2 separate regions of the Homo sapiens genome follow, and region 1 is linked to region 2. Evidence: chromatin loops called from intact Hi-C (ENCODE). Cell type or tissue: endothelial cell of umbilical vein. All regions are shown on one strand. Each heading gives the region's core, and the rest is flanking DNA. Links, peaks and the distances in the headings are about the cores only.

Region 1 (11,647 bases), core at 3,074-8,073, 73 kb before region 2:
CTTACTGAATGGTGTGATTTTAATGAAAATCTCTTTAATAGGTACTCTGAGTCCATCACTATGTGAGGTATTCTGAACATCCTTGAGGAATACCAAAAAAGGCAATAACAACAAACTCACAATCCAATTGGGAGGATAAGATCTACATCCTTGAAGTGACTCTGTAGGAAACCTAGCCCATGTATCAACAATGAAAGAGTGAAGGAGGTAAGTGGGAGCGCTGGGGTGGTCCGGCACTATATGCTACAGAGGGTAGGACGGGCTTCCTGGGAAGGCCTGGCCCAAGCAGGTCCCTGCCTCCAGGCACAGCAGGATTTTTACTAATACAAGGATGTACAGCATCAGTACCAACTGGTCACGTTTTACAACAGGAACTGGTGGAAAGAAATACTAAGAAATAGGAGGAAACAAAAATAAAAACCATGTAATAGGCCACGCCACATATAATCCAAAAACATCTGGCTGAAGCCTCATTCTTATTTTTATTTTTTTTTTTTTGAGAGGGAGTCCCACTCTGTTGCCCAGCTGGAGTGCAGTGGCACCATCTCGGCTCACTGCAACCTCCACATCCCGGGTTCAAGTGATTCTCCTGCCTCAGCCTCCTGAGTAGCTGGGATTACAGGGGTGCGCCACCACACCCAGGTAATTTTTGTATTTTTAGTAGAGACGGGGTTTCACCATGTTGGTCAGGCTGGTCTCGAACTCCTGACCTCGTGATCCGCCCACCTCGGCCTCCCAAAGTGCTGGGATTACAGGCGTGAGCCACCGTGCCTGGCTGAAGCCTCATTCTTAATGCCAAAGCGATTCCTAAAGAACTGTAGGCACAGTGATGGTCTTTTATAAAGTCATGATGCAGATTCTAACTTACAGGAACGGAATTCACCAAGAGACTGATATAAACTTTGTTAATATCTGGAAGAAAGATATGTACTTACATGGATGACAAACTGGCTAAATGACAACTGTTGGAAGGGTTAGACCAACACTAGATAAGAATTAAAAAAAAACCACACACTAAAAAGACAAATTCTGACCTTAACGGGTTTAAAAAGATTGAAGCAAAGAATACGCAATGTAATTCACAAAAGAAGAAAAATCCAAATGGCCAACTGAAACACGAAAAGATGTTTCAACGCTTCTAATTCTCAAAGAAATGCAAGTAGTAACACAGATACTCACTCTTTCAGATTGGCAAAGACTTAAAAGAGTAACAATGCCTGGTTCTGAGTACAGTATCTGGCACACTGCAGCTACTTCATGTAATTCTTGACTGAATTCTGAATGAATGAATAGCCAGAGCTGGTACACGGCTGGAGGAGTCAGTCCTCTCACACACTGTGGGTGGGAGTACAAATTGTTTCAACTCCCTAGAAGGCAATTCACAATGTGTTTCAAAGCAGAAAATATACACACCCTTAAATCCAGCAATCATAGTTTTAGGACTTTAGCCTAAGGAGAGAATTATTCAAGTAAGATGGGATATATGTAGAGGATGCTTACAACAGCAACAAATTAAAAACATCCATCAATGGGGAACTAGTTAAGTAGCTTATGGAATATTTGTATTATAATATTATGTAAATGTTAAAAATGATTTTTGGAATGGAAAGACGTTCTAGCACCATTGTGGAGTGAAAAAGATTAGACATCAACATATGTACTCCCATTCATGTCAAATCATATATATATACTAGTATATATATATGTATACTATGTATACATATATGTATACTATGTATACATATATGTATACTAGTGTATATACACATATATACCCATAGAGATGTCTGGTGGGGTTACCATTATTAATCTCTTTGCTTGTCAATGCCCAGGGAGAATAAGTCCTTTTTATTTTCTTCTTTGAAGTGGGAATAATAGTACCCATCACATTCGTTTTGTAAGGATTAAAGAGATAATTCATGCAAGGCCTCTGGAGCAGTGTCCATACACTCTAAGAAATCATATATTGTATGTATTTTCAGAAGTTTACATTTGTACATTCTTTAACTTACATAATCAAACTATGTTTTAAAAAAGATGATACAGAGAGCATTCAGGCACAAATGCCAAAATGTCTAATATGCATTTAAAATCAAAGCATGAAGAGTGCAAATTTCTACCATCATATACCGCATACAGCACAGGCTGGGTGCAGACTAAGAAAGAAGGCGTCAGAATGGCCAGGCTTAGTCAGGAATGGCTTTCTTCTGGATAAGGGGAGGCTGGGTGGAGTTTCTCAAGAGTAAAGGGCCATCAGTTGACCATTACTATCTATGCCTCGTCTCCCAAGATTGGGAGGCAAAGCCCTGTACTATCCTAGCTGGTGGTGAACAGGGCCGTGAAAGTTGCTTTGTTAACCCAAGGGTCATCTGCAGGTCTCCTTCCTAGCCTGCCTGACTTACTTCTCCAGCACGGTCTTGCTTTCTGACCCTGAACAGCAGGAAGGCGGGCTTCTCTTGCTTGCAGTAACCAGCCAGCTTGGAGCAGCATGCCTCTAACCGAGGAACAGGAAGGGCTGGCTGGTCCCAAATGGACCCAGGTGCTCAGCACTCTCCCTAAAGTGCCATGAAGCAAGACACAGTTTGCAGACAGGGGTACTCAATGAATGGGCAAAAGCTCTCTGCCTCCTTGCTTGCCCGAAATTCCCTTCTGGCCAATATAGGGAGAGAGAACATCTGGAACTGGTTTTGAGGCTCCCCAGCTGCAGAGTCACTAGAGTGAAGGGGTTTACAGACTGTCCTTTCTGATTCTCATCAGGGTGAACTACAGCCTAGAAGACAAGCTGGTTCAGAGACCAAATCAACTTTGCTTTGAAATGTTCTCCTTTCCCCATCCCCCTTGAAAGCAGAATTAATGATCCAGGTGGTGGGAAATCAAAAAATAAAAGAGAAGGACTTGGGGTCACCTCAGGTGCATTTCTGTGCCTTCATAAAAATCAGATACACCCCTTGGGTCAGAGTTGACACCAAACCTTCAGAGCACTTGTCCTTCTAGGAAACAAGAACCAACAACACTGAATCCATTTGAACTCCTGGACTGTAGGTCTTGCCTCTACAAGCCTGGAAATCGATATATATAAAATGTGTTAGAACTTGGTGGAAGCCAGTGGGGAAAGAGGCTAGGCCCTTTCAGGTCAGGGAAGGGGTTGGGCACGGAGGGGAAAGACCCATCTGGTGACAGCTACGGCTCACACTACACTATGTGCCTTTTCTACTTGGCCCCGTTGGGTACTGGGATGCAGACTTGCAAGCAGGACAAACTGATCAGCAGCAGGCCCTGGGCCCCTGCCTGGGCCTCCCCGTGCCTCTGGGAAAAGCAGGTGCAGCCAGGAGTCGGCCAATGCAGAGGCAACAGCACCACTTCCTGTCATGCTTCTCTGAGCAACACAAAGCCTGTGCTCTAGACTTTCCTCCAACTGAGGGTTTGTTTCTCCCTCTGGACCTGGGGGCAAAAGGCAGACAGAGAGGGCAGGTGCCTGTGTCTTCCAAAGACCAAGTTCCTTGGGGTGGAGAGAAGCAAGCAGGCCTAGGGCAAACTTGAAGTTGACAAAGGAGAGTGAGTCACACAGAAGGCAGGAAATGAGTCTTCAGTTACTGCTCTTCATTGCTCCCTTTCCAAAGGATTGCTCAGATCCAAGAAGCTGAGACCAGACTTCCTTCTGCATGTTACATAAAGCACTGGGAACCTTCTAGTTAGTGCCCTCTTTGTCTTGAGATTTTTGCAGATAAGAATTTCCATAAATCCCAGTTAGTCAATCATCTGGCTACCTCATGGCATTTTTAGGTATGGTTAAACAGAACCAGAAAATTTCAAAAGAGCAGCAGAATTCCTTTATACAATTTAACCTTAAATACATGATGAGGAGAACCCTCAAACAGGTACTCCATTAAAAGTCAGCCAGTACCAACGTTTGCTGAACTTCAGGATTAGCAATCATGTAATGGAGTCCAGATCGTAAGTTAGCTCCATCCTGGGACTCACTACCAGAGCCAATTTCTAGGTTTTTAAAGCACTTTGACCATGGAATCATAACACAATCCAACAATCTCTGGGTTGGCCAGCCATTTAGTCTCTTCTCCTACCTCTAGAAAGCTTCTGTCCAGGATCCGTGGCACCCAAACAGAAGCTCTCCCTGGCCTCCAAAAGGAGATGGCTATGACATACTGAGCACATGCACCTGGGACAGTCTACTGCGGAGGCTTCTTGTACTGTGTACCAGCTGGAGTTCCCAGGTTACCGCCTGGTGAAGATGGTCTTGGCAGCATGGCAGAGCAAAGATGGGTTGCAGCAGAGAAGTGTCACTGCTATTCTGTGACAAACTGGCACACTGTGAACTTGGAAGGCTGCAGTAGTTCATTATTTCAGGAGTGGAATGGGGTACACAGGGATGGACCAGGGACAGCACAGCTCCTGGGCACAAAGCTTAGTGACCTGCTTCTCTAGGCACTGGCACTAAAAGGCCAGGGTCTCTCCATGCTCAGGCCCACTGCTGTTTGGCCCAAAGAGGCCCTTGAACATGAGCCCTTCCAAGCTTCCCAGCTATAGTATATCCCTCACACTGTCTCTGTGTTAAGCTGGTGGGCTGAGGGAATTCAATACATACCCTTCATTCGCATTGTGGGGTCCAAATTTTATAGTACCTCCTCTCCAAGTGAACCAGGGTCTTTGCACAAATCTTCTGGGCTATAGGCAGATATTAAGCTCCTACCCTTCATATCCAAGAATCGAAAGGAAGTAGACCTAACACTTGGTCAGATGCTTTGGATTGAAATCATGAGGTCTTTCGATGTGAGGGACCGAGAGATGGCCCAGAAGCAGCACAGAGATTAGGAGCATGTACTCTGTGTTCAGTTGGCCAGGGTCCACATTCTGGTTCCCTTCCTTACTACCTCTGAGATCTTAGACAAGTTACGTATCCCCTGTGTGCCTCAACTTTCCCATCTGTACAATGGGGAAAGTATAGCACCCACCTCATAGGGTGGTTGTGAAGACTGAATACTAATGACAGCGATACCATGCAAGCTAGTCAATGTTTTGGATCAATTTCTGCAGCACTGTCATCCCGAGCAGGTGTCTGCCTAAGAGGCATTGTCCATTGCAGACAAGCAGCAATCTGGAAGTGACAGACACAGATTTCTTCCTGGACACCATGGACAAAGCACAGGCAGGTCCCGAGTTTGGCCAAAGAACGTGACTGGCTGATGGACAGGACTAAACTACCCCTTCGCCCACTTTCTTCCTTTTGTCCTTTGAACACAGGCAGCCCTTTCTTTCTGACTATACTTATGCTAAATCCTTGTTTGTCTGCCCATTTCCTCAATGCAGTGCCCACTGTAAGAACCCAGGCCACTCCAGGCCTTGCTGTGACAATGTGCCTATTTCTACATGCCCTCCCTATTGAATGGACAGAGTTCCCATGGGGCCACCGGCCTCGGACAGTGAGAACTCTGGGCTCACAGGCCACTCCGTGGGGCGGCCTTCCACCTGCTCTGTTTTAGCACCTGGGCGTAGCTGTGGAAGGCCAGAAAGCAAGGCTATTAACAGCTTTCGAGGTGATGGGGAAGGAAAACGGCATCATCCCAAGCTTGACAAGAGCACTCCACGGCCGGCATCTGACCCACCTCTGCCACCGATGCGGCCTCCTTGGAGACAGGCAGGTTTCCTGTGGTGTCAGCCCTGTTTCCTCCAGCAACATTATACCACAAACAGAGAGCTACTCTGAAGAAAGCACTAAGGTGTCCCGTTTCTGGCCGGGGGGAGGGAGGCAGACTGCTTTGCTTCTCCAGAGAGAAACATCACCGTGCCTTGACCCTCTCTAGACAGCGTTTCTTCCTCTCCCCAGTCCTGAAAAGCTGTTTGAAGAAAAGAAACGTGCAGGCTTTCCTTTATGACCTCAGATGGGCAAGTTCTGAATGGCAGCTGGTTCTATTACATGCAGTGTGAGAGGGTTAAACAGGACAGCCTCGACTCTTTATAAACTTTTGCCCTGTGGATATGCACTCATTGGCGGCAGTACAAGACTCGAGCTGTATTACACGCCTTAATGATATGGTTCAACTGTCGGTCAGGCTTGGGCCTGGCATTGGGCCAGACCGCAATCAATGGGACACAGAACCTCCCCCTTTCAGATCATCACGAAGGCTCATATTATCTCCTTTTCGTCGTGCTGGTTAAATTTATGGAGCAGAACCCTGAAGCCGCATTCCTCGGCCTGGGCCGGCCCACGCGGCACTCCCTCCCTTTGTTCGGTACTGTAAGCCAGCCGTGCTTCGGAGGACTACAGGGTTGTTAGTTCAGGCACTGACTGTTTGCTCATGACTGAAGTGAAAAGAGTTCAGGGGAAGGGCAAAAGGACAGCCCAAGTGTAAAACCCCATCCCAGCAGGCCCTGGGCCCCTATATATAGGCCCCGAGCTGCTCCTGAATGTCACATTTCACTTTGTTCTCACAAAAGCAAAATCTTCAGTCTGATCCCTGACGAACCTTCCATAAAACAGCTGCTGAGTCCTCCTACAGTGCACCCCCACTTGAACTCCTGGATTTTCTGGGGTGCCATGGGAGGCAAGATTGCCCTTAATACAACCACACTAAAAAGGAGACAGATCTCTATAGCTATCTGCTAGTCCTTCCAGGTTCCACAGGAGATGGGAATGCCAACCCTGGTTACTAGCTGGTCTTATTTTTAATGTAGAAAAAAAAAATTTATTTTTCGGTCTTTGGCTATAAGGGAGGGATACGTGAGTGCTGTATGTGAATGCATGTGTGTGTGCACAGGAGGGAAGTGTTTATAGGGGATTTAGTCTTATGGAATCAAATAGGAGAAGGTCCCAAGCATTAGACCTGCCGAATCTATCCATGTGTTCTCATTAATGCTCTGATTAGCATCCAAAGTGTTAAACAAGCAGCTCACATGGGCAGGACTTCATTTTAGTTTTAGAGTTTAGCCCAAGAGGAGGGCTTTCCTGGAATGTTCTAGAGTGGCACATTTACAACTCACTACAGAGGACGCCACTGGAGGGCTGGAAAGGCAGGTCATCGCGGAGGTGAATCCAGGCTCTCCAAGTGATTAACTGTGAGTCTATGGTTTGTCACATCGAGCTGTTGTGTATTAGTGGGTCCACCTGTAAAATGAGGCTACTGGGTTGAATTTTGGAAGTCTGAAATGATTACTAGAACTCTTCTAACGAAGGCCCAAGCAAAATAGAGAAAGAAAGAGTAGGAGGAACATAGAGAAAAAATCCAAAACCAAAAACAAACCAAAGGTATAAGAGGAGCAGGTGGGAAAAATGGCCTCTGAGGGGTGAGCCACTGCTGACTTGATACGTGTTTTTCTGGTCAGTTTTGTCTTCACCCATCTTGATACTAAGAGTTGGGCCCAAGCTTGTTAAAAATAAAAACAGAAATCCCATACTAGCAACTACATGCCCACTGGCACTTTCCAATTCCGGGCAGAAGCAGACTTCTTTGATGGGGTTCAGTGAAGCCAGTGGTCTGTTTCAAATCAGACCCTAGTTCTATCTGCAGGTGAAAAGTCACGCTTCCTCCTTCGAAGTTAAGCTATGTATTTCTGAACAGAAACTGTAAATATACTCTCGGATTTTCCTCACAAGGTTTCCTTGTCTACTGTGTTTGGAGCTGGTAAGTGAATTTGCCATTCCGAATCTTAATTTAAAGCCCCTTTTGGTGGTGGAGGCAGGGTAGAGAGGAGGTGCCACGGATCACAGAAAACCATCTCTTGTTATATCCCTCTTGTCTATGCTTTTGTATACTATTTGTTCTGGTTTGTTTAAAATATAGTGTTATAGAGAACCACTTAAGCTGGGAAATAAAAGGCAACAAAGAGGTAGGCTAAATTTAGGAAATTTTCAAGAAAAATGTGTAATCCAGTCAATCTGTCTCCAGTTATTCATATACATGTTCAGGGTTCAATTAAGTCTTTAGTCATAATATGCCACATCTCCCAGGACAATCTACAAAGCACTTGCACTCACATGATCACGCAGGTTACATTAATACACGTAAATGAATCCAGTCTCCATTAGGCGTTGAGTGTGTAACACGAGGACTCCTGAAGGCCTACTTTGGCCCATCATGAGCCCAGATGCATCAGGAGTCTCTGATATATTAAAATTTGGAAAGCTGGACCTACCCCTGAGAATGAGACTTTAATATGGGCCAAGACAGACTGAGAACTTATAAACTCAATGCCCCTGCTTCCTGTTGACTTTTTCTATCTCAGGATCACTTTTATGACAATATTCCAGGAACATGCAATTCTAAGTAAATAAACTGGCCAAACTCTGAAAATGCAGGAACACAAGTTGCTTACAAATGAGATGTAGAAACCAGGACAAAGAGAGCTGCCATAGCAGACTCACTGGTGTGCACGCTTCTCTCTTGTACATTCTGTGGTTTGCCTGTTCCACGAGCTATGTGACACTGCTATTTACTCTAGCACTGTGGCCAAGGCTAAGAAGTACTCATCTAATATGGGTTTGGGAACTAAAAGGAAATATGTTTTGGAATTTACTTTTTCACACCCACACACCATTCTTGTACAAAATGCCTCTGTCAAGGTGTTTTTTTGTTTTTTGTTTTTTTTTTTTTAAACATTGATTTCTTGGCCATCAGCTAAAAGAAACTAAACATTCAAGTACCTCCACGATGACTGAGCATGCGGGAAGTGGTTTATTTACAACAGGTTCCCTGGACATTTTATTTGATGTATGCTGTCCTGACAGACTCCACCCATGTGATCAAGCCTGCTATGTATGTCTGGGGCCACTTTGTAGTTTTCCCAAAGGTGAAATCAGAGGGAGGGCTGAAGTGGTGACAAGGCCAAATTGGCTACAGACTCAATCCCTTGCGGGGATGAGATGTAACTCACTTAAATGGTGCTAAGTCCAGCTGGGGATTAGGCTAGGGCCACAACCTGCCAAAGAATACTTTAGGTACACTACAGCTGCAGATTAACCTAGTGCTTTTTTATTTTTAGAATCCATTATCGGGCTGCCATATATTCTGCATGGGCTTTTTCTTCATTCTAATATCCAGCTTCCTCCCTGATGGCAGAGCCAGCCCTAGGAAGGGAGCTTCCTCTGTGCCACTCCTCCAGGAAGTTACACAACTAGTTATTCACCTCAGCCATGCAGACATGACCAGGGCAAGGATGACCCTCTCCCCCTTTGTATGGGGGAGAATGACCTGAGATGGGGATATAAAGCTGTCTGCACAAGGTCACAAAGCACAGTAGCATCAGAGCTGGAGTCAGGGCTCTGCTCTTGTGATTTGCAATCCTGTTCTCTTGCCAAGGGGCCAAGCTGCTTCCAGTACCCAAAGGGAACATCCAATAGCTTATTTTGATCACAGAGAGTTGAGTCAAGAAGGAACTGATCCTATGCTGACAAACTGAATGAATGTGAACTGCTGCCACTTCCGCACAATACATCAGGACGAGGCTCCATGCTACTCTGTCAGCTCCACCACTGCCTTTGGGAAAAAGAATAAAATCCCATGAATCTCTCTAAAACTTAAAAAAAAAAAATCTGCATTAGTATATTGGGCTTTAATAGGGTTTTTAAAAAATCTGTCACTACAGTGCGTTGTACTTATCATATGTTCTAAGAAGAGCCCAAGTCGCAAATGAATTGCCTGTGGCCTGAATGCTATTCCCCCAAGAGCTACCTCCCTTGCCTAAAGGATACCCAGAATTTCCTAGGAGGCTCAAAAGGCAACAGTTAAATTTCGGGAATTAGGACAAATGGGAGGATGAAGTTTGAAATGAATTACAAAGGGAACATTTATAATCTAGAAAATGTTCATTTTCAAAGGCTCAAGGCATTACGATAATCCACAGTTATCGATCTTGTATTTTCATTATGCAGAAATCGTGAAATAAAAGGTGCATGATGAAAGCAGTGTTTGAAAGGGCCCATCAGACTTAGCTAGAAATGAAAGAAATAGTTTTTCCTCTTAAACGCTTAGCCCTGAACTTTTTTTTTTTTAACAGACCTAGGGGACCCCGACCTACATAATAATATTGTTGTGAGATTGTCCTGGTGGGAGTCAGACAGATCAGCCCTCGACAGTTCCAAGAGCCCCACTGAAAAGGAATCTGATTCTACAATTTAAAACCCTTAAATAATACTGAACAGTGGACTGTCATGCGTCTGGAAAATATAACCATTTTTGAAGAATGCTTTCCAAACCACGTAATGCTTTTAAAGCTGTTTATCAAAAGAGCTGGATGAGCCACGGTGGCCTGAAACAGTTTATCAGCTGTTACAGGGTCGCATGCCCCATCCTAATTTCCTTAAGCACTCCATCATTCTCGGTTGTCCTAGTCTCGGCAGACAACAGATGCCAATGTTTGGAGACATTTGCTACATAACTTTTACCCGACAAACCTGGCTCCAGGACAGATTTCCATGTCATGTGGGGCTTTTGGCTGAACTCTGCTCGAACCCAGAGGCATATCATTTACAGCAGACACTAACAATAGTTTGGGGTCACCTGCTCTTCACAAGTGGGTTCAGAGCAAGTTCGTGGCCTCTGCACACCTTTTCCAGTGCGGTTCCCACACACAAAGGCTCAGAGCCCAGGAGAGTCCCTCCACCCAGCAACTCAACCAGGTTTGGTGGCCTGAGTTCAACTGTTCATTTTGTGTGAAGAAAGAGAATGGGAAGGACAAAAGCCCAGCCAAGCACATGAACTCCTAGTCCTCACACTCTAGCAGGTGGTCAGCAAGAATTCGGGGACAGGGTTGAATTTAAGTAAGAGCTAGGGACACAATCCCTGTTTCACCTTCACACAACATTCCAACATTCAGGGGAGAATATTCACACTGACACCATTTCTTGAGCCCTACCTGCATGCCACATGCCAGGCTGAGTGCTTTATATACATGATATAATTTAATCCACGTAACCACCCACCGAGGTAGGCATATGACTCAAAGGAATCTCATCTCAGAGAGATTAAGAGGGGAAAAACTTGTTCCAGGTCACAGCCAAGCAGCAGCCCAATGACTCAAACCCAGGGCCAACCGACTCCCCAGTAGGCCTGTTTACCCTCGCACTGCAGATGCCGGAAGCAGCCAGTGCTGCGGAACCCCTTCTTGCTTCCTGCAAATGCGTGGTTTCTTTTCACACTGACTGCCACGTTGCCCCTTCCTATTTCTTTTTCAGAACTGGGGAAGAACCTGTGATTTTACGTCCTTTCCACATCTTTTTCTGAAACAAGCGCTTCTCTTTGAAGAAAGACCTCTTGCCCTTGGAGTGTCAAGATAAGAAAACTTTCAGCAACTTCCCTTGGAAACTACAAAACACCCATCAGCACCCAGGATCTAAGTACAGTCGCTCCCCAGCTGCTGGCCCCTCTGAATAGCTTTTATGGTTCAATGAGGGGTGGTGACAGGGCCATGTCACTACCGTAGGGTGTGCTATTTCTTTCATGTTCCTGGGATCTGACAAGAGCCTTCCACAACCTGTTTCTTTACAACACACAGAATGAGAGATTAAAGACCAATACCAGACTCAAAGCAGGGGCTGGGACTGGCAACGGCTTCTCACCAGATGTATTCTCAATCTTTCGGGGAAAGAAGAGCCACAGACTGCCTGAGCAGATGCTGTGCAAAAGCTGCTGTGATG
Region 2 (11,647 bases), core at 3,957-8,956:
GCTCCACCTAGAATTTATTTTTATGTACGGTAGGAGGGAGTGGCCAAGATTCATTTTTTTCTGATAAATATTGAACTAAGTAATATTTACTGAAAAGGTCATCCGTTCCACTACCGCAGTATGGCATAAATGCTGTCAAAAGTCACGTGATGGTATTATACATCCATTTCTGGATTCTCTCTTCTGTTTCACTTTGCTCTGCTTTCTACTAATGCCACACTGTCTTAATTACTGTAGTCTTGTAATAATTTCTGAAATCGAATAGTGTAAGCTCTCCCCAACTTTGTACTTTTTCTCCAGGGTTACCTTAGCTGCTCTTTGCGCTTTTCAACTGCAGAGAAATTTTAGAATCAGCTTGTCAATTTGCTTCCAAAAAAACTGCTGGAATTTTCATCAGGACTGTACTGAATCTACAGATCAATTTGAGGAGCAACGACAACTTTACCGAATCTTCCAACTTATCGACATGGTATGTCCCTTCATCTATGTGGGTCTTTAATTTTTCACAATAATGTTTAATTGTTTTCTGTGTAGAGGTCTTATACGTCTTTGGTTGGGTTTATTCTTAGATACTGTGGTAGATTTAAAATGACCACATATTCTTTGCATCTTCTGTCAAGTGGTGAAGTCTATGTTCCCTCCACCTGAATCTTCACTAGCCTTGTGATTTGCTTCAGCCAATAGGATGCGAGAGATATAATAATGTGTGACCTTTGAGCCTGAGCCTCAAGAGAGCTTGGAGCTTCTGCACTGCCTGTTTTGATGCTTCCACCACGTGAAGAAGCTGGGAGTAGCTTCCTTGAAGATGGGAGACCATGTGGAAAGGGGTTCTGCTGACAGCCAGCACCAATCCGCTGGACATGAGACTGAGGTCATCTCATACCATTTAATCGCGTTTAACTGCCAGGTGAGTGCAGCCATATGAACAACCACTGGTGAGACCAGCAGAAGAAACACCCAGCTAGGTCTAGTCCAAATTATTAACCCACAGAATTGTAAACAAATAAGATGGTGGTTGTTTTAAACCACTGCAATTTGGCGTCATTTGTTACACAATAATAGATAATGATACAGTAGTTAATGTTTTCTTTCTCTCCCTCCCTCCCTCCCTCCTCTTCCCTCTCATCTCTCTCTCCTCCTCCCCCTTCTCTCTATCCCTCCCTCCTTCCTTCCTTCCTTCCATTTTTGTAGAGACAGGGTCTCCCTATGATGCCCAGGCTGGCCCTGAACTCCTGGGCTCAAGTGATCCTCCCACCTAGGCCTCCCAAAGTGCTGGGATTACAGGTGTAAGCCACCACACCCAGACCTGTTTTCTTAATAGCCTCCAAATTTTTCTTTTCTCTGTTATTATTGCTGACATGTAGAAATATAACTGTTTTCTATACTGTCTCTAGTGACCTTACTAAATTTACTTATTCTAATAACTAATCTGAAAATACTTTTAGATTTTCTAGTAAACGATCGTGTTTTCTACAAATAACGAACTTTTTATTTTCCTTTCCAGCTCCTATGCCTTTTACTTCTTTTTCAAAAAGATCATCCTTGACTTATTTTACTGGCTGAACTCCCGTGTAACGGTGAAAGAAGTGGTGATAATGGGTATCTTTCCTTTATCTCAAGAAAAAGCTTTTACTATCTCACCAATTAGTATGATGTTTGTTGTAGCTTTTTACCAGATAGACCTAAACAGATGAAAGCAGTTATCTTCTATTTTTAGCTTGCTGAATTTTTACTGTAGATGGATGTTAAAGTTTGTCAAACAGCTTTTATGCATTTTTAAATAATCATATTCTATTTTATCGTGTTGATGTGGTAAAATACCAAATTTATCTGCAAATGTGAAACTGAATGTGCATTCCAGGAAAAAATCCAATTTGGTTATATTAGCCTTCTTACATATTTCTGTTTTTGATTTACTAATATTTTGTTCAGATTTCTTTCTTCTATATTCATGAAAAAGTGCTGGTCTATAATTTTCCCTTATTATTTGATAATTTTTTTAAAAAAATTATAGTTTTCTGGTAAACTTCTTAGATACCTTCATAGTATTTTAAATTCTCTGTCTAAAAATACCAACATCCAGTTTATCTATGGTTCTGTTTCTAGTGTTTGTTTTTTCTCTTGGTCTCATCTCATCTTGGCCTGGTAATTTGTGACTGAATGCAACATTTTGTATGAAAACTTACAGAGACTTTGGATGAGTTTTTAGCTTCTGGTAGGCAGTTAGAGTAAGAAGCATAATGCCTAAATCAACCAGGGTTTGGGTTTTCTCAAGGCTGTGTTTCAGTCTTTATCTAAGTTCTGGTGTGTTTTAGTCCTTATGAGGCCTGGTGTAGTCCTTTAGCAGTCTCAACGAAAACCAATGCCATTCCTCCACTTTTAATCTCCCTAGTACCACAAAACTGCTTAGAAGACTGTTTAAGTTCTTCAGCCTCTTAGCTGCCACTTTTTGCTTGATTTCTCTCAGACTGTGTCACTTAGAAATCATCAAATATCTCAAGAAAGAAAGTACCTCAGATTATTGGGGTTTGTTTTCTGCCTGTCCCTTCTCTGTAAGATATTAGCCCTTCAATTACCAGCTCTCTTAGTAGCAATGAAGTCTAAGTTTTGCTTTGCTAGCCCCATGAGACTGCCAAAAGCTTTACTTGCATTCTCTGCCTGTTGGCAGCTGCTTTCTGCTTGGCTTCTTCACCTTTCTCCCCACACTGCTTACAAATCAGAAAAAGTCTCAAGAATAAAAGCAAAATAAATGTTGGGCTCACCTTACTGAGTTTCTCTCCTCTCATAAATCTTGAACTCTCCAGTCCTGGCTGTTTTGGTAGCTTTCCAATGGCTTCACATGGACACTCCCCAACCCCGCCCCCACGATCTGTCTTTTCTTGAAGTTCTCAACTAGCCTGGGTCTGCTATAAGCTGGTTAACAATCTCTGGATATGGGTCTATTTTCTGATTATATCTTTATTTAAAATGATTGATATTTCAAGGTGTTTACAAGGCATGCCAAATACTCTTCCTTACCGAATATAAAAACACTTTTTCATGCTAATATTACCAGTAAATCTCTGATTCACTTGGAATTTATCCTTACATAAAGTGTCAAGAATAAATCTAATTTTATATTTTTTCTATTGTGATTTAGTCTAATAGCACTATTGAAAAGTCTATATACTCCCCACTGAATTAAAGTCTCTTTATTATATATTAAAATTTCATGTGCAACTTAATGACATTTCTATTCTGTTTTCTTACTTATAATCTTTTTGCATGTGTCTTCTGAGACTGCCTTAAATTATTTTGGAACAAGAATACATTTAATTGAAATTCAATCATATAATGGAAGAAAGGGTGAAATTTTTTAAAACCATAGAGAAGGGAAAACTTTTTTGTGACTCAAAATTCAGATTCAAGACTATGCTTTCAGGGATCATTTCTACAGTTTGTTACTAGAGAATTTCTCTGAACATGTAGTTTTCAAAAAAAAATTAGATTCAAAACAGCAAAAGACTAATAAATTTGACAACATAAAAATAAACAGCTCTTGTATAATTAAACACAAACACACACACACACACGCCAAAAGCAAAGTAAAAAGACAAAAAGCTGAAGAAAAAATACTTGCAACTTTCATCAAAGACATAACTTTTAGAAAGAGCTTCTAAAATTAGAAGAGATAAAAGGCCTGACAGAAAAATAGACAAGTGACATAACCAGACAGTTCACAGAGAAAAATCTGGACCTTTAACATACAGATCAGGAAAAGAAGAAGTAGAATAAACGAAAACAGAAATAGGCAGAGAAGCAACAGAGCAAGAGGAGAACCAGAAAGGACAGATGTCAAGAACAGGGAAGTCAGCAATGTCAAAATGGCAGAGGATGCTACAAAGATAAGGCTAGAGAGAAAGGTCACTGGACTTGGTGCCTTGGGAAGTCACTGATAACCTCCTGCTAAGTAATTTCAGAATATTTTAGAGATTAATAGCAACCTCAAGTTGAGCTGGGCCCAGCGGCTCATGCCTGTAATCCCAGCACTTTGGGAGGCTGAGGTGGGCAGATAACTTGAGCCCAGGAGTTTGAGACCAGCCTGGGCAACATGGTAAAACTCTGTCTCTACAAAAAAATACAAAAATTAGCCAGGCATGGTGGCACGCACCTATAATCCCAGCTACCTGGGATGCTGAGGTGAGAGGATCATCTGAGCCCAGGAGGTTGAGGCTGCAGTAAGCTGTGATCATGCCACTGCACTTCAGCCTGACAGAGTGAGACCCTGTCTTCCCCACCCCGCAAAAAAGTCCAACATCAAGTTAATTCAGCCTAACTCTCCCTCTCTCTCTCTCTCTCTTTGGTATAAATAAAACAAGAAATGTTAAGTGGATGGCCTAAAGTCATATGGCTAGCTACTTGATTTTAGACTTGAATATGTGCATTTTCACAATAGCAACTACCTATTAGGTAGAAAGCATGAAAGCCAGAATGGAGGGTATTATTTCTCCTGAAAAATGTTCTGCTATTCATTCACCCATGCCTCACCCCACCTCATGGTGAGTGATGATAAAGTACGTGAGCAGGCCTTATTTTCCTCATTTCACTGTCGGAGAAACTGAGTGAACGTTCAGTAAGCTCAACTGCTTTGCTTAGAGTCATAAAATAAACACGCTGGGAAAACAGGGTACTGACAATCAGTTCAGCACTCTGTTTTGCCAATACTACTTTGAGCGTTACTTTATTCTCAGAGAAGAGAAAATGAGATCAAAACAAAGGCTTAAGGTAAAAAGCTTTTATACCCCAACTTTGTCCTTGCAACCAAATATTAAAGAAGAACCACACAAAGTAGCAAAGACTTTGAAACCTCTACTGAAATGTCAAAACCTTCATCATAGACACTATTACCTTTCCGAATGACTAAGGTGCTTGGTCTGAATCGAGGAAATATTCTGGCCCTTAAGTAAAAGTTATCCTTACCTAGTCATTTACTGCTTTTGGGACTCCACATTTGAAAAAGCTGAGATACAGCCCAGTGGTATGAATTATTCTGCCACCTTCAGGTTAATCTGGACAGTCAAAGTCGAGATGAGGGAACGAGCCAAACAGGGCTTATTCTTGTAGTAACTAAATGACTAATCAAATACAGTAGTATACAAAGTTGATGCTTATTTACTCAAGCAGCAGACAGTTTCCTGTTATAAAATGGATTTTGGAGAAGGCAATCTTGTGTTCATAAGCTCCTAATAAAAATAGGAAACTGTCTATTTCTACCTCCCCACGCGAAAACTGCTGAAGTCTTCCAGAAACTTCATAGAGTTGAAAGAAGAAATACCTGTCTATATACCATAAGGTCTCAGATCCCAAGCTATTCCCTCGGCCATGTCCTTTCCTTTCTTAGTTTATCCTGCACTAAACAAAACTGTCTGGAATTCATTCTTTAAAGGTTTATTTATGGTACATAGAGACTGTTTATGTGAAGCAGGGTATTTGCCTATTTCCCTCTTGGGACAATGTTTAAAACTACAGGGATATTTCCCTCTCTGGCACTTTCTGAAATACAATTAACAATACTGGATCTTTTTTCCTTTTAACAAATCTGGTTTTTATTTAGGGAGGGGAGGAAAAAAGTAAAGGGTCTGAAGTTTCCCAACAAATTATTTCAAGCCTTTGAGAAGACAGTTTTAGGCTTTTTAAATAGTGTCTTTGTTCGAAACTCCCCCTAACCCCCACCCTCTCACTCTGACCATTAAAATGTGGGTTTTCTTCCAAACTAGATTGCTCAATTAAAGCCCTTCTTTTGTAATACCCCAATGCTCTAAATGGAAAAAGGACTGCTGTAGGCCACCTCATGAAACCGTTTAAAGGCTCCTGGCCTCTTTTGATCTTTAAAAAAAGCCAAAAACACGTATAAACTACCTGGCATTTTCAGTATCACTCGGCCACTTTCTAACACGCAAACTTGAGAGAATGGAGAGAATGGGGAGTCAGGCAGGAATGCTGTGCTTTGGTCTCTGCATTTGTGAAATGGGACTATTATCTCCCCATTCTTCCACCGCAGAGTAAGGAATCCAATTGAGATAGCAGATGTGAAACTGCTTTCAGTCCTTTTGAACAGACACTATATCTGGCAACAATGTACCCTCAGTGTAAACCTGAAGAGACTTCCCTCTGAGATTTCTGACAGTCTCACTTCTGGCCTGGAGTCAGAAGAATCAAGATAATTATTCCTTCAATACCAAAGACGTGGTTTACCTTTTAGTCAGGCTCTCGTGACTCCTGTTCAGGGACAGGACTCCATTTTCTAAGCACACACTTTTAGCCATTATATATTCATCTAAAAGAGCATAGTACCCTTCTAAGAGCTACTAATAAAGGCATATTACTCTGTTAGAAAACTCTTTGAATAAATGACATTATTTTATGAGTCCCAGACTCCACTAGGAGACTCAAGACACAGTAAAATGTGACTCCCACAAGCTGAGAATTTAACTCTTTAGTCCCAATTCCCCGCACCCTGCTGGAAACATTAACTTACTACACTCGGCGTGCCCCCTACACACCTCATCACATGGCTGCTCCATGTAATTGTTTCACAATGATTTGAAAAATGCCCTGAAAATGTTCCTTCAATTCAGTGCCAGATGAAACATTCAACTGAAATGATTTCGTTGATTGTATGCCGAGCGCACACACAACCATCATGTAACTGGGGGGGGCTGGAGCTACTTCAACTGCAGAAAATCAGACTGCTTTTCTCAGTCTGGGGAGTTTTCTGCTGGGAGCAATTTGAAGGGAATAGTGAGGTGTCTGTGTTTCTTAGTAAGATGATTTTAAAAACAAGAAGTCCTCAACCCTCAGGAAATGCTTCACATTGGTTTGCTGGGCAAGTGCCAAGTGCTCTGGGTGAATATATACTTTATCAAACAAACCCATTCCAAAGGTCACACAAGTCAAGTGGATACTTGTGGATATTAACAAGATAGTGGTTTTCCCATGGTTTTCCCCTCACTCCCATGCTAACTATAAGTATCTTTAATCTCCTGGGAAACATGAAATTAAAGCGAATGAAGCAGACAGGGCAGTGAGTGAAGGGCACGCTGCACTCTTCCAGAGATGGCTGCAAGAGCCATTCCTGCTCCAGGTCCCCACCAGCACTCCCTGTGGCTTGGCCCCAGTTTGCCACCCCAATGCTGTCACCCTTGCCCTACCCTTACCCAAATGTGATCTGATGTTGACCAGACTACTGTCTCATTACCTGTGTGTCAATTTTAGAAGCTGTGAGTTGGCAGACACGGCCACATGAGGCCCACACATGTGTTTTGTTAGGCCCACAAGGTTTAAAAAAACCAAAAAACTTGAATTGGTTGCCAATGTTTAAAAACCAGGAGATTCCACATAAAAATCCAGATTTCCGGTTTCTCTTTAAAAATCTGAAGATCTGGCAACACCAGGTTCACATTCCTCCATGACAGCAAGCGGCTGGAGCGGGTTGTGGCGGCCCCTTCAGATGGAGCAGGCACTCCTGGTTGGGCAGACACGACACCACCCCGGTGTGCAGCTCCACTCGCTGCATCGCCAGCGCAGCTCCTGCGGGCATCTACGTTAGGACCCTAGACTTACTTCTTATCTGCTCATATCTCTAGCTGTTTCTGCGCAGCAAGATGACTATCTTGTAGCATCTTAGAGGAGGCAGCATGGGGCAGTGAGAAGAGTCCTCGACTGGTGGTTAGTAGGAAGATGGAGGTCTTGAGTATTATCTTTAAGTGCAACAGAATGAAAAACCAGAACCAATGGGTCCAAGCTGCAGGGGGCTGACTTTGACTCAAACTAAGGAAAGACTTTCTAACACCCCTGGATCCACTCCTGCTCCTATCACTTCCTAGCCACACAGCCTTGACTGACAAAACACTTTGAACTTCAATTTCCCTGTCTACCAAGCAAGTACATCACTGAGGACTCACAGGTCTAAAATTCTCTGGTTCCTTATGTTCTATGGGGAAGCATAGTATAGTGAAAAAAAAAATAGACTTTAGAGTCAGACAGGCTTGGATTTGAATCCCAGCTTTCTTCCTTGATGAAGATAAACTTTATGGCTGAAAATGAAGACGGTGTTCAGGCTGTGTCTAGTAAGTAGTCATCAAGATGGTCTAAGGGCTTCATCCTGATGTGGTGGTAGAGAAGGCCATATCCCAGTGGGTAAGTGGGCTGAGTCGACTTTAAACACTCCTAGTAGACAATCCTAGTGACAATCATTCAAAAAGAGGTGGATACTTAGGAAGAGAGAAGTAGGAAGGTGAGCAGGCCTCGGGCACAAAAAGAAGATGCTGTCTTGACTGCTTTTTCTCTTGATCCTGGACACAACTTTAGGAAAAAGGCTTTTATCTCACTGAGGTAAGCCAGGAGCTAAACAGAGAGCAAATGGGTTTTACAGAATTATCTGTGAATCTCTTGAGCTACTCCTTGATCTTCGGCAATGTCGTATTTAAGTTTCGTTTTTTTTTTTTTTTTAAAGACAAATACACGTAAGTCAATAAACCTTCTGAAAAAGGAAATCTGTAAAAATAAAATGTCTGCTATGAATGATGATGAGGGACAAAAAAAAAAGCACACACACACACAACAACAAACAACAAATAGTAAACACACTCATTCTTTTCCAAGGAAAAATCATCTAAAAAAATTTACCCAAATAGCAGCTCACCTTAAGATCCAATGGGAGCTTGTTGGAGGTGAACACACTTAGCTTGATCTGAGGAATGCTGATTTTGAGATTTTCAAAGTAGTATCGAATTGGTGTTCCACCTTGCTCAGCTGTCTTTTCATGGAGGTTTTCATCATATTTTTCCACCTCTGGTACAAAGGAAGAATTAAAAAAACAAAAAAGAATTTCTTAGTCTCATGATCCACAGAATCCACTTTGTATTCACATAGAAAAAAATCATCAAAAAAAGGAAACCATCTATCACTCTCGATTTAGTTTGTGAGGGTACAGTGACGTGTATAGTATTCTGATGCCATTCTTTGTAAGAGTAGATCTGTTTTGTGTTGTTTATCAAAAAAGAAGACTAGCATGTTAACTTGTGACTCCATACCATCCAACAGATGTCATCTTTGGAAAAAATCATCCAGATGGAAAAGCCAAAGGCCACAGGTGTATTTGTTAGCAATGTTATTATCAATGACCCAGATTATCTAAATTTATTTTCCTAGGATCATATCCAAATAAGGTCTTGGAGTGCAGTGTAACTGAATCAAAATGGATATCACCAATTCACGAATCTGAGTGAAACATAAATGCCTGAAAAAGAATCAGGCTGCGGGCTGTAAAGACGTAATATCACTACAAGCAGCGCCCTGTCTCCCAAATGGTGGACATCCATTTAAATAGGACAATCAAGGCAGATTTTTTACTTGCCATCTCATGAAATAAAAGGAGTAGCAGGAGTAGCATGGGCTACAACACAGCAATGTGCTCTTTGCACTTGATGCTGTATGCACATCCAACTGGGCAGCATATTTTGCCTTGGCTTCACGTGCCTTGGAAATAAAACCAGAGAGCTGGCACATACCTACTTATCAAACACATTTATGTTGTAAGCTATCATCAGTGCTACTTACAGAAAAATGATACTGCAACAGAGACCTGCCCATTTATGCTGAGGAAGCAGAAACAGCTACAGACAGGATGGCAGGTACTTTAAGGAGCAGCAGGACTGGGCTTGTGGACCTGAGGGCTGCATGCTGCCTCTGTCCCATCCCATCAGCACTGGTGACAACATACCAAAAACATGGGAAGCAACCCCTTAGTCAGCTCCCACTTCAGTGAAAGGCAGGCAAGGATTTTACAAAAGTCTAAATCCATGCTTGAGGAGAAATTTATTACAGCAACTTATAAGAAAATTTACAAGAAAAGCATGTCGAATCAAATTTAAAGTAAAACTTCCCAGGAAGGTACCAAAACAGAATGGATACCTGGCAGGCAGGCTCCCAAGTGGCTGTCTGAATACAAATAAACACTGGCGTTCCAACCCAAAGTGGAAAACACAGCATTAAACAGACAGGATCTTGCTCTTGATCCCAAATACTCTTAAAGCTTAAATTCTAAATCTGGGATAAAAAGAACAAAAATATTTTTCTTGCATTGTGTGTATGTATGTACATGTGTACACACATTCCCAGTGATTTTTTTCTCTAGCCAACATGGGCAGATAAACATAAAAGCCTCTTTCTTATCATTTCTTCAGGCTCAATATTTAGTTTAGGCTTCAAAAGACTGAGTATTACTGACTTTTTTCTAAGCTGTATACACAGCCATGAAAAGCCCATCTAAGAGCGGAAGGAAAGGCTGTGATGAGGAATCGAAAAGAAGCAACAGCTCAATTATTTCTGTAGCACTGCTGGAAACCTGGGCTTTTCAATAGCTTATCTTACTCTCTTCTACAAAGAAGAGAGTAAATAAGCAGAAACCTTTGTAATTACAAAAAGGCACAAGGGTTTGGATGTCAAAAGTTAATGAATTGAGGCTAGCCAATTTTATTTTCTCAACTAAACCAAAGGAACTGCCAAAGGGATTTCTGATTCTTGGCCTGGAGTCTGTTTAAGAAACAAAGGTTAGGAAACAAAATGGTTTGCTAAATGACTAATATCATTTCTGTCATCCTAGAGCAGATGAATCAAAAAAATGCAAAGCAAAGAGGAATAGTATACTGCTTCCCAAAGGTATACCACTGGATACTCCAGGATTCCAGAAGACCCTCTGAATGGCTCCTTTAGTTCACAGAGATAACTCAGACAACAAGTAATACTTTGAAAAAGCACAACTGAAACACAAGCCTTAGCTTCCTAGCTCAGGCTGAGATGTGGAAAGGGAGCCTATCAGACACCAAGGGGCTACCTATTTTTACAAACAGACTCAAAAATACCATCTTTGGACCAATTCCCAAACACAGACATAGAACATTCAACATTACCTGATTCTGCTTGATCGTAGCCAAAGAAACTTAGCAGCTTGAGGAGCAGTTTCTCCTCAATTTGCACTGTGAATCTCTGAGCTGTGATCATCAGATGCTAGAGATAAAGAAATTCTGATTTAAAGTGTGAACACCAGAAGGAACATTCATCTGTGCTATTAAGAAGGCCTCAATGACATGGTATGCTTTCATTAATCATGTGGCTTTATAACTATAATGCCAAATTATTTCTGGGTTATCTCTCTCTATATTGTTATGATTAACTAAAAACTCCAAAAGATGTTTAATAGATGGTTTGCCATTCTATTGTTTGGTTCCCAGGCAATCTGGGCCTCATTAGTCAGGATTCCAGCCTCAGATGCACTGTGGTGGATGAACTTTATGGTGTGTGCTCAGATGGATGGCAGCTAATTTAAGGAGCAGCATGGCTGGGCTTGTGGATCCGAGGGCTACAGGCAGGCTTGGTCCCATCAGCACTGGTGATAAAGGACCAGAAATATGGGAAGCAACCCCTGGTTGGCTCCCACTTTTCCAGAGTTTGCTGCTGGAACAGCTAGCTTGTGCGTGGAGACTCCTCCAAGAAAGAAAGTTTATCATTTGTAACTATCTGCTTTTGGTAAACAGTGTGGTAACTTAGGTAGCAGCACGTCTGTCTCAAGGTCAGACCCATCATAGCCCTTTCCCAATATTTCAGG

Evidence for each region. Peaks named below come from ENCODE experiments on the same cell type or tissue, not always from the same donor. Only the 100,000 strongest peaks of a DNase experiment are listed, where the experiment ranks them.
Region 1: a loop joins it to region 2, with 4 times the contacts of the local background. A loop is called at or near these places in 18 of 110 quality-filtered maps.

The regions. Positions count from the first base shown.
Region 1 is chr1:12,472,848-12,484,494 of GRCh38, reverse strand. The region is part of intron 67 of VPS13D (vacuolar protein sorting 13 homolog D); the gene reads right to left. Among named protein-coding and RNA genes, the nearest start is that of SNORA59A, 29 kb to the left of the region's middle. RefSeq lists enhancers at 2,783-3,301, 5,034-5,890, 5,891-6,748 and silencers at 6,107-6,401, 10,307-10,601. In endothelial cell of umbilical vein, for the core only: no CTCF peak of the experiment used is centred there; DNase peaks (open chromatin) are centred at 3,584 and 6,134; H3K27ac peaks cover 3,551 bases.
Region 2 is chr1:12,401,010-12,412,656 of GRCh38, reverse strand. VPS13D (vacuolar protein sorting 13 homolog D) reads right to left here. Exons shown (of 70, transcript NM_015378.4): 62 at 10,953-11,049; 63 at 8,684-8,832. It also overlaps the pseudogene LOC124904680. Among named protein-coding and RNA genes, the nearest start is that of SNORA59A, 100 kb to the left of the region's middle. RefSeq lists a silencer at 6,807-7,101. In endothelial cell of umbilical vein, for the core only: CTCF peaks have their summits at 5,036 (motif pointing left) and 6,512; DNase peaks (open chromatin) are centred at 5,066 and 6,856; H3K27ac peaks cover 1,355 bases.